2 separate regions of the Homo sapiens genome follow, and region 1 is linked to region 2. A link is a contact called in ENCODE Hi-C data. All regions are on one chromosome and are shown on one strand. The core of a region is the stretch at or near the end of the contact, and the rest is flanking DNA. Distances in the headings are between cores, read along the strand shown.

Region 1 (3,869 bases), core at 251-2,750, 1.4 Mb after region 2:
GGCCTCCCAAAGTGTTGGGATTACAGGCGTGAGCCATTGCGCCCGGCCTAAAACATATTCTTTTTTTTTTTTTTTTTTTTTTGAGACGGAGTCTCACTCTGTCGCCCAGGCTGGAGTGCAATGGCACGATCTTGGCTCACTGTAAGCTCCGCCTCCCGGGTTCACACCATTCTCCTGCCTCAGCCTCCCGAGTAGCTGGGACTACAGGCACCCACCACCATGCCCGGCTAATTTTTTGTATTTTTAGTAGAGACAGGGTTTCACCGTGTTAGCCAGGATAGTCTCAATCTCCTGATCTTGTGATCCGCCTGCCTCGGCCTCCCAAAGTGCTGGGATTACAGGCGTGAGCCACTGCGCCTGACCCCTAAAACATATTCATGATGCAGTTTCCCAAGGCTACACAAAAGTCAGAGAATGTGAACAGGCATCCTGTATTTTGCAAGTCAGAGAATGTGAACAGGCATCCTGTATTTTGCACTGATTCAGAGTAGAGACCAGTATTGTAAGAATTTCTCATGGTAAAGGCACTCCTATGATAGCCTCTACTTACCAAATCAGCCGATGAGGTAAGTATGAGTTTCTGTTTTCTAGATGGAGATACTGAGGCTTAGAGAGGTTAAGATGCTGGAGTTCTCACAGCAAGTGGTTGGGCTTTTATTAGAACCCAGATTTCAAAATACCACCACTGCATAGTACTAATTCCACATGCCTTCTTCCAAAATGGAAAGAATGCCTTTTTTTCTTGTAAGTCTGCCAAATTGATGCAGACGCTTATCTTTTATTTGTTTTAGCCGAGCTAAAATAGAATGAAAAAAAAAAAAAAGAAAAGAAAAAGGAATTAGGAAGGAACATGTCTAAAGTACACATCGGATGCTGAGACATCTGGTATGCAAAGTGAGAAAAAGGTATCACAGTGTAAGTTCCTGCGTGTGAGTCCAAAATCCAACTGCACCAGTGTGTGGATGGGGCAGACCTGGTTTCAGCAGCAAGCATGAAGACAAGTTTTAGCTGGCAGAAATTCAAGACAAGTCTCCTGTCTGATATTACCCAAAAGAAGCAAATGTCAGTTTAGGCTGCATTAAAATATTATTGCGTTGGCTGGGCGCAGTGGCTCACACCTGTAATCCCAGCACTTTGGGAGGCTGAGGGCAAGGAACATGAGGTCAGGATATCAAGACCATCCTGGCTAACATGGTAAAACCCCGTCTCCACTAAAAATACAAAAAATTAGCCGGGCGTGGTGGCAGGCGCCTGTAGTCCCAGCTACTCAGGAGGCTGAGGCAGGAGAATGGCGTGAACCTGGGAGGGGGAGCTTGCAGTGAGCCCAGATCACGCCACTGCACTCCAGCCTGGGCGACACAGCGAGATTCCGTCTCAAAAAAAAAAAAAACAAAACAAAATTATTGCATTAACATACAATGTGGAAAACGAGGCCAAGCCATACCTGGGGAACTGCAGGGCCTTCACGCACTGTGGTTAAGAGGGACGGAAGTCAAGGGTGCTGAGCACTGGACAGGCGCATTAGATTCCTTTCCACTCTGGCGCTTTATATGTTGCTTTAGCAAGAGGGCAGTAACCACAAGCCAGCTGCCTGAGCTGTTTTCCTTTATCTCATGAGCTCATTTCCTTCCCATGCTTCCTGCTACAATAGTGGTTCCTCAATCCCCAGCAGGGAGCTGAAATCCCAGAAGGGTTTTTAAAATGCTGGATATTCTGGCTGGGCACGGTGGCTCATGCCTGTAATCCCAGCACTTTGGGAGGCTGAGGCGGGCAGATCACTTGAGGCCAGGAGTTCAAGACCAGCCTGGGCAACACGGCGAAACCGTGTCTACTAAAAATACAAAAATTAGCCAGGCGTGGTGGTGGGCACCTGTAATCCCAGCTACTCAGGAGACTGAGGCGGGAGAATCGCTCAAACCCAGGAGGCAGAGGTTGTAGTGAGCCAAGATTGCACCACTGCACTCCAGCCTGGGTGACAGAGTGAGACTCTCCCTCAAAAAACAAACAAAAAACCCGAAATATTAAATGCTGAATATTCTGTTTCAATAGGTGTGGTGTAGGCTCAGCACAGTGGCTGGCGCCTGTAATCATAACACTTTGGGAGGCTGAGTTGGGAGGATCTCTTGAGCATAGGAGTTTGAGACTACGGGGAATTATGATCACAGCACTTCACTTCAGCCTGGGCAACACAGTGAGACCCTGTCTCAAAGAAAGAAAGAAAGAAATTACTCTCATTCGAGAGGTACCCTCCATATACCCAGGGAAAATAAATATCCTCATCTCTGAAGACACAGAAACACAGAGAAGAATCTGAACAAACAGGCCTTGCTAAGTTCCCCCCAGTTTACCATTAGATCATCCGCTTTGTCCAATACTTTTGCACAACTGTTCACTCTTCATTAAACCAAAACAGAAAAATACACAAGCTCACCTGTTTCTTTGGGTCCTCATTTCCTTACAAAGGCTCCCATGTCACAGAAAACATTTAAAAAATATGTACGCTGGCTGGGCATGGTGGCTCACACCTGTAATCCCAGACTTTGGGAGGCTGAGGCAGGCAGATCACGAGGTCAAGAGATAAAGACCGTCCTGGCCAACATGGTGAAACCTGTCTCTACTGAAAATACAAAAATTAGCTGGGCCTGGTGGTGCGTGCCTGTAGTCCCAGATACTCGGGAGGCTGAGGTGGGAGAATCACTTGAACCCGGGAGGTGGGGGTTGCCATGAGCCGAGATCGTGCCACTGCACTCCAGCCTGGCGACAGAGCAAGACTGTCTCAAAAAATAAAAACAACAAAAAAATGTACGCTTTGCTTTTGTCGATTTGTCTTTTGTTATAAGGGCCTCAGTCATGAACTTAGCAATGGGTGTGGAAAGCAATTTTTCCTCCCCTACATGAAAATCTCTGCTGCTCTGACACTCACACCCAGTCCTCCTCCTCCTCCCTGGTCTATGGAACAGAGCAGAACAGGTTGCACATTACTTAACCAAATTTCAGAAGCTTAGTCACTTTTACTTTTAATAGATACCAGCAGTTGGTGTTACCATCATGCTGATATAATGGCAGTCACCAACGGTACTAACACACAGCCTGTGTTCCATCTGACAAAATCCACCACTGTGGATTGAATCCCTTCAAGCTAATACAATGGGAGAGGCTTAGGAAGGATGGGGTGCTAGGAACATAATGAAGAAAAGGTTACAGTGCATCATGCCCAAGATCTGTGTTTGCTTAGCTTCCAATTTTATCCTTGCCATCTGTTGATGCACATTCTTCCACCTCACTGAGGTAGTCAAAAGAGGTATTCATTTTCTTTCTAATTTCATGTGCAGTAATTTTCCTCTTTAACTGCCAGTTTCCACCTCCAGATTGAATACTAGTTTGGATGTTTGACTTACATGATGAATTGGTAGTTCTTAAGGATAACTCCCAAATTAATGTACTCAAGGAAGAGGAAATTACATGTATAGCTGTTTTGAATAGATGTCCAGAAAATACCAATTTTATACCAACTGCTTAGGGAACAGTAGAATAATTTGATAACCCTGTGCTCTAGATGAGGTCATGTGCAAGCCGCAATTGATAATAAACTAGGGCTTATCTGCTTCCTTTACATGTGGAGAAAATCAGCAATTATACAAGTAGATTTTTTTTTTCTATTTTTTATAGAGATGGGCTTTCACCATGTTGTCCAGACTGGTCTCAAACTCCTGAGCTCAAGTGCTCTGACCGCGTCAGCCTCCCAAAGTGCTGGGATTATAGGTGTGAGTCACCACATCTGGCCAACAACTAGATTTCTAGTAACTAGGTGTGGTAGCTCATGCCTGTAATCCCAGCACTTTGGGAGGCAAAGGCAGGAGGATCACTTG
Region 2 (4,018 bases), core at 715-3,214:
CCGAACATGGCACTAGTTTCTGATGAGTGTGATGGGAGATTTGACCCATTTTTTAAAATAAACTTTTTACAGAGAGTTGCACAGATAGTGCAGAGTTCCCATACACCCAACACTCAGTTTCATTTATTAGAAACATCTTACATTAGTTTGGTACATTTGTTGTGATTAATGACCCAATATTGATACATTATTATTAACTAAATTCCATACTTTATTCAGATTTCCTTTGTTTTCACCTAGTGTTCTTTTTCTGTTCTAGGATCCCATCCAGGATAATTTATTACAATTTATTTGTCATATCTCCTTAGATTCTTCTTGGCTATCACAGTTTCTCAGACTTTATTTTTCATGACCTTGGCAGCTTTGAGGAGCACTGGCCAGGTATTTTGTATTAACAGAATGTCCTTCAATTGGGATTTGTCTGATGTTTCTCTCATGATTAGGGTGAAGATATGGATTTGGGGGAGGAAGACCACAGAGGTAACGTGCTATTCTCATTACCTCACATGGAGGGTATGTGCTACCAACCTGACTTAGCATTTGTTGATAGTCTGACTGAGGCAGTGTTTGCCAGGTTTTTCTATCACAAGGTTACTCTTTCATTGGCCTTCCCATACTACACTCTATAGCAGTGTGTGCAGAGCCCACACTTAAAGAGTGGAGGGTTGTGTTTCACACTGTGACGGTGGAGTATCTACATCAATTATTACAAATTCTTCTATACCTGAGATTTGTCTACTCTCTCCCATTATTCAATCATTTATTTAAGTTAGTATGAACTCATGGATATTTATTATATACTTTAGATTATAATCTAATATTATTTTATTTGTTTTTCTTAAATTGGCCATTGGTGCTTTTTCAGTTGGGTTCCTGTGTCCCTTTGACGTACTCCCACTATTGTGGGGTGTGATTTTAGCACGCTGCTACTTGCTGGCACTACTAGTACTTCCGAATCATCTTATATAGCCCCTCCCTGGTCCCTAAATTGGATAATGCTTTTTAACTCTCATCATAAAGATCAGTATTGAAAAGGACACACTGAGTGTCTATTGCATAAAGACCTTGTATTAGGAATACGACTTTTTAAAAAGCCTCCTTTTGGATAGATCTTTTGCTTTAGCTGAGAAAATTAGACAAATACATACAATAGCATAATCCCATTTATTAAACATAATATTAGCCTAAAAAGAAAAAAATCCACATAGCAGTGTGTACTCACCCTTCAAACCCCACCTGTGAGTATGGCCTGGATACTCATAGGAAGGGGTCAAATGTGCTGTGTAGGAGGGGATTCGGAGGCTGGACAAAATAGGAGGAATGTCATCTAGAAAGCTATCATTAGAAACATCTGGCTAAAGAGAAACAATGATGACATAATCAGAAGAGAACTTAGAACCAGCAAGTTTCCTCCAGCTGTGAGTTCAAATTCAACTGCCAGAAGTGTACATATCACTCCTGACAGACCCTCTGATGTTGTGACTCTTCAAGGACTTTTGAACTCAGCTAATAATTTTTCAAATAAAAATCCCAATATACATATATAACAAAAAAGATATGTAAAAATTTCTTACAGTTATATTTGAGTTTTTGTTGAGTTTGTGCTATATATAACATATTGTTATATATATATAATTTATATATAAAAAACTCAAATACTATAACTGTAAGAAATTTTTACATATCATTTTTTTTAGATAAATAAACTAAAACCCCAATATAAAGTCAGGAATGGTAGAGCTGGGAGAGAGGTCTGTGACCTCCTGGGAATCACTCGACAGTTAGTGTGAAACTAGATGCCAACTGTCTTGACCTTTGGATCAGAGCTTTTTTCATCACAGAGCTTTGCTTCATTGAATAATTTATTTACACATTCCACTCATCCATTTATTCTACAAAAAAAATTTAATAGCTCCTTCATGCCTGACACAGTGCTCAAGTTTGTAAGTACAAATTTTGAGAGTTTGCACTATTGTAAAGAATTGAATAACAAAATTAGATAAACTGCCACCAGGTGGCATAAATCCTCATACTGGCAAGGACGTTTGTAGGTAATTTGTAGTAACTATTCAGTTTTTCCTCTTAGACTTTTTTTTTCTTTTTCAAATTCAGATGGTGAGAACTGGTCTGAATGTACAATTCAGTCTTACTGTTTTCCATCAAGGTGTCACCAATCTTCCAGTCTCCCAGGCAGAAGTTTTTGAGGTATGTTTTGGTTTCATCTTCTACTTATTGAGTCACAGCTTATTCAGATTGGCTACTTTCCTCATCTTTAGCTCCTTTATAAAAACCTTCAATTTAGCAGTGTCAGGGAAAAAAAAAACTACCTTGGGTTGTTCTTAGCCTACTGCAAGTTCACTGCTGCCTCTGCTCCTGCTGTTCCATTTCCCTGAAATTCCTTCTTCTAAACTCTTTCATCATTGACTCACCAATGTTCAACAAATATTTGAGTGGTTGTTATGGTGATGCTGATATATGAAATGCCAAACTATATACTTTCCTCACATGCCAGCATCTGCTATGTCCCTCCCTGCCCTTCTGACAGTAGAGAAGTTCTAGTAGGTTAAATGCGTATACGATCAAATAATTGCTATATTAGGGGCATTTACCAGCCATCGTGGTGACCAAAGTATCAGCTTTGCAGAGGTGATCAAGAAATAAATTGGTCCTTGGTTTAGATATAGAGGTAAGTCAACTAGTTTAAATGGATACAGGGTCAAATATTGTCCTACACAGTGAGATAAAATGCATTGGCACTTCAAGTCTGACAATTTTAGACTCTGAAATTTTAGATGGGAAGAAGGTATGATGCATATAGGCAAGTGGCCAAAGTTGATTTTAAAAAGAAAGGCTGAAACCAGATTAAAAGGGCCCTTGAAGGACATGCAAAGAAGTTAGGACTTTATCTTTTAGGCATTAGAACCATTACAAGATACAGAAAGGGGATGATGTGAACAGATTTGCATTTTAGATCCTCTCTGGCTGGATGTGGCATGGATTGGAGAGAGGTGAGACCAGATATGTGCAACCAGCTGGGAAATAACCCTAGAGTCTGGGTGGGTGGGGATGTTAAGGCCTGAACCAAGTAAAATCTGTGCTGAAGGAGAGGCAGGGATGGATCTGAGACAGTCAACAGAATTTGGTGAGGAATCAAATATGGGAATAAGGAGAAAGTACTTTGTGACTGCCAGGTTCCTGGCTTAGGTCACTGAGTGAGGAGTGATGCCTTTAACTAGGCATAAAAGGATACAGGAGGCTGAGCAGCTTTTAGGGGGTGGTGGTGGTAGTGGTGGTGGTGGTGAATGTTTTGAGTTTACTTTGAGATGACTGTATGATTATTTGCACTAATCAATTTCATACATTAATATGTAGGTTAGAATGAAAGGTCTCAGTAAAGAAAACTTTCTTACTACCATTCATTCATCAATCGATTTGTCAGCCAAAAGTGCCTCCTTTATGTCTTATAAGGAGTTAGGTGCAATGGGTATTATGAACCTTACATCCCAAATTTTCCAAAGTGGTTTTATTTTTCTACAGTTTTTATTTTTGACAAATGCCATTCATTCAATATTTACTTAATATGACTAAATTTTTATGTCTTGTAAGACTTTTCTTACAAGTTAATAAATCACTAAAATGTTTACAGTATGAATTCTGCAAGTAAGGTATTTGTAGCCTAATCCAGAAGAACTCCATACTCACTAGAGAACCATTTAGTGGTAAACTGCAATGTTGTAAGGTTTCCGGGGCATCCAGAAAGTGGCTCTCATTTTGGGTAGGAGGAATTAGGAAGGGCTGCACCAAGAAGCTAGAACTGCAGCAAGGATCTGAAGATAGAACAATAGCTGCAAAGTCAGACAGTGGGTGAAGAAAGCAGCATCAGGAAAAACATCTGGTTCGAATGACTTTGGTGCGTTCAAGGGAGATTGAAGACCTTGGCCTCTCTTGATTAGCCTTTTGGCTCAGTCACAGAGGGTGACTAAATTCATCTGAGGGGGGTTGTATAATTCCTATTACT

The links. Hi-C counts contacts between places; a loop is a spot of excess contacts on that map. Pooled maps may share reads with other maps.
Region 1: a loop to region 2 is called in a pooled map, with 2.1 times the contacts of the local background. The contact joins two enhancer-like sites. A Hi-C loop is called at or near these places in 2 of 168 maps with a recorded cell type or tissue (CD4-positive, alpha-beta memory T cell and naive thymus-derived CD4-positive, alpha-beta T cell) and 10 of 50 pooled maps.

The regions. Positions count from the first base shown.
Region 1 is chr13:45,328,296-45,332,164 of GRCh38, forward strand. No RefSeq gene overlaps it. Among named protein-coding and RNA genes, the nearest start is that of SNORA31B, 6.2 kb to the right of the region's middle. RefSeq lists an enhancer at 1,857-2,357. Within about 2 kb of position 1,501, at least 19 of the 41 ENCODE cell types and tissues checked have a DNase peak (open chromatin) inside an H3K27ac peak, as active enhancers do.
Region 2 is chr13:43,906,572-43,910,589 of GRCh38, forward strand. No RefSeq gene overlaps it. Among named protein-coding and RNA genes, the nearest start is that of LACC1, 29 kb to the left of the region's middle. Within about 2 kb of position 1,965, at least 2 of the 41 ENCODE cell types and tissues checked have a DNase peak (open chromatin) inside an H3K27ac peak, as active enhancers do.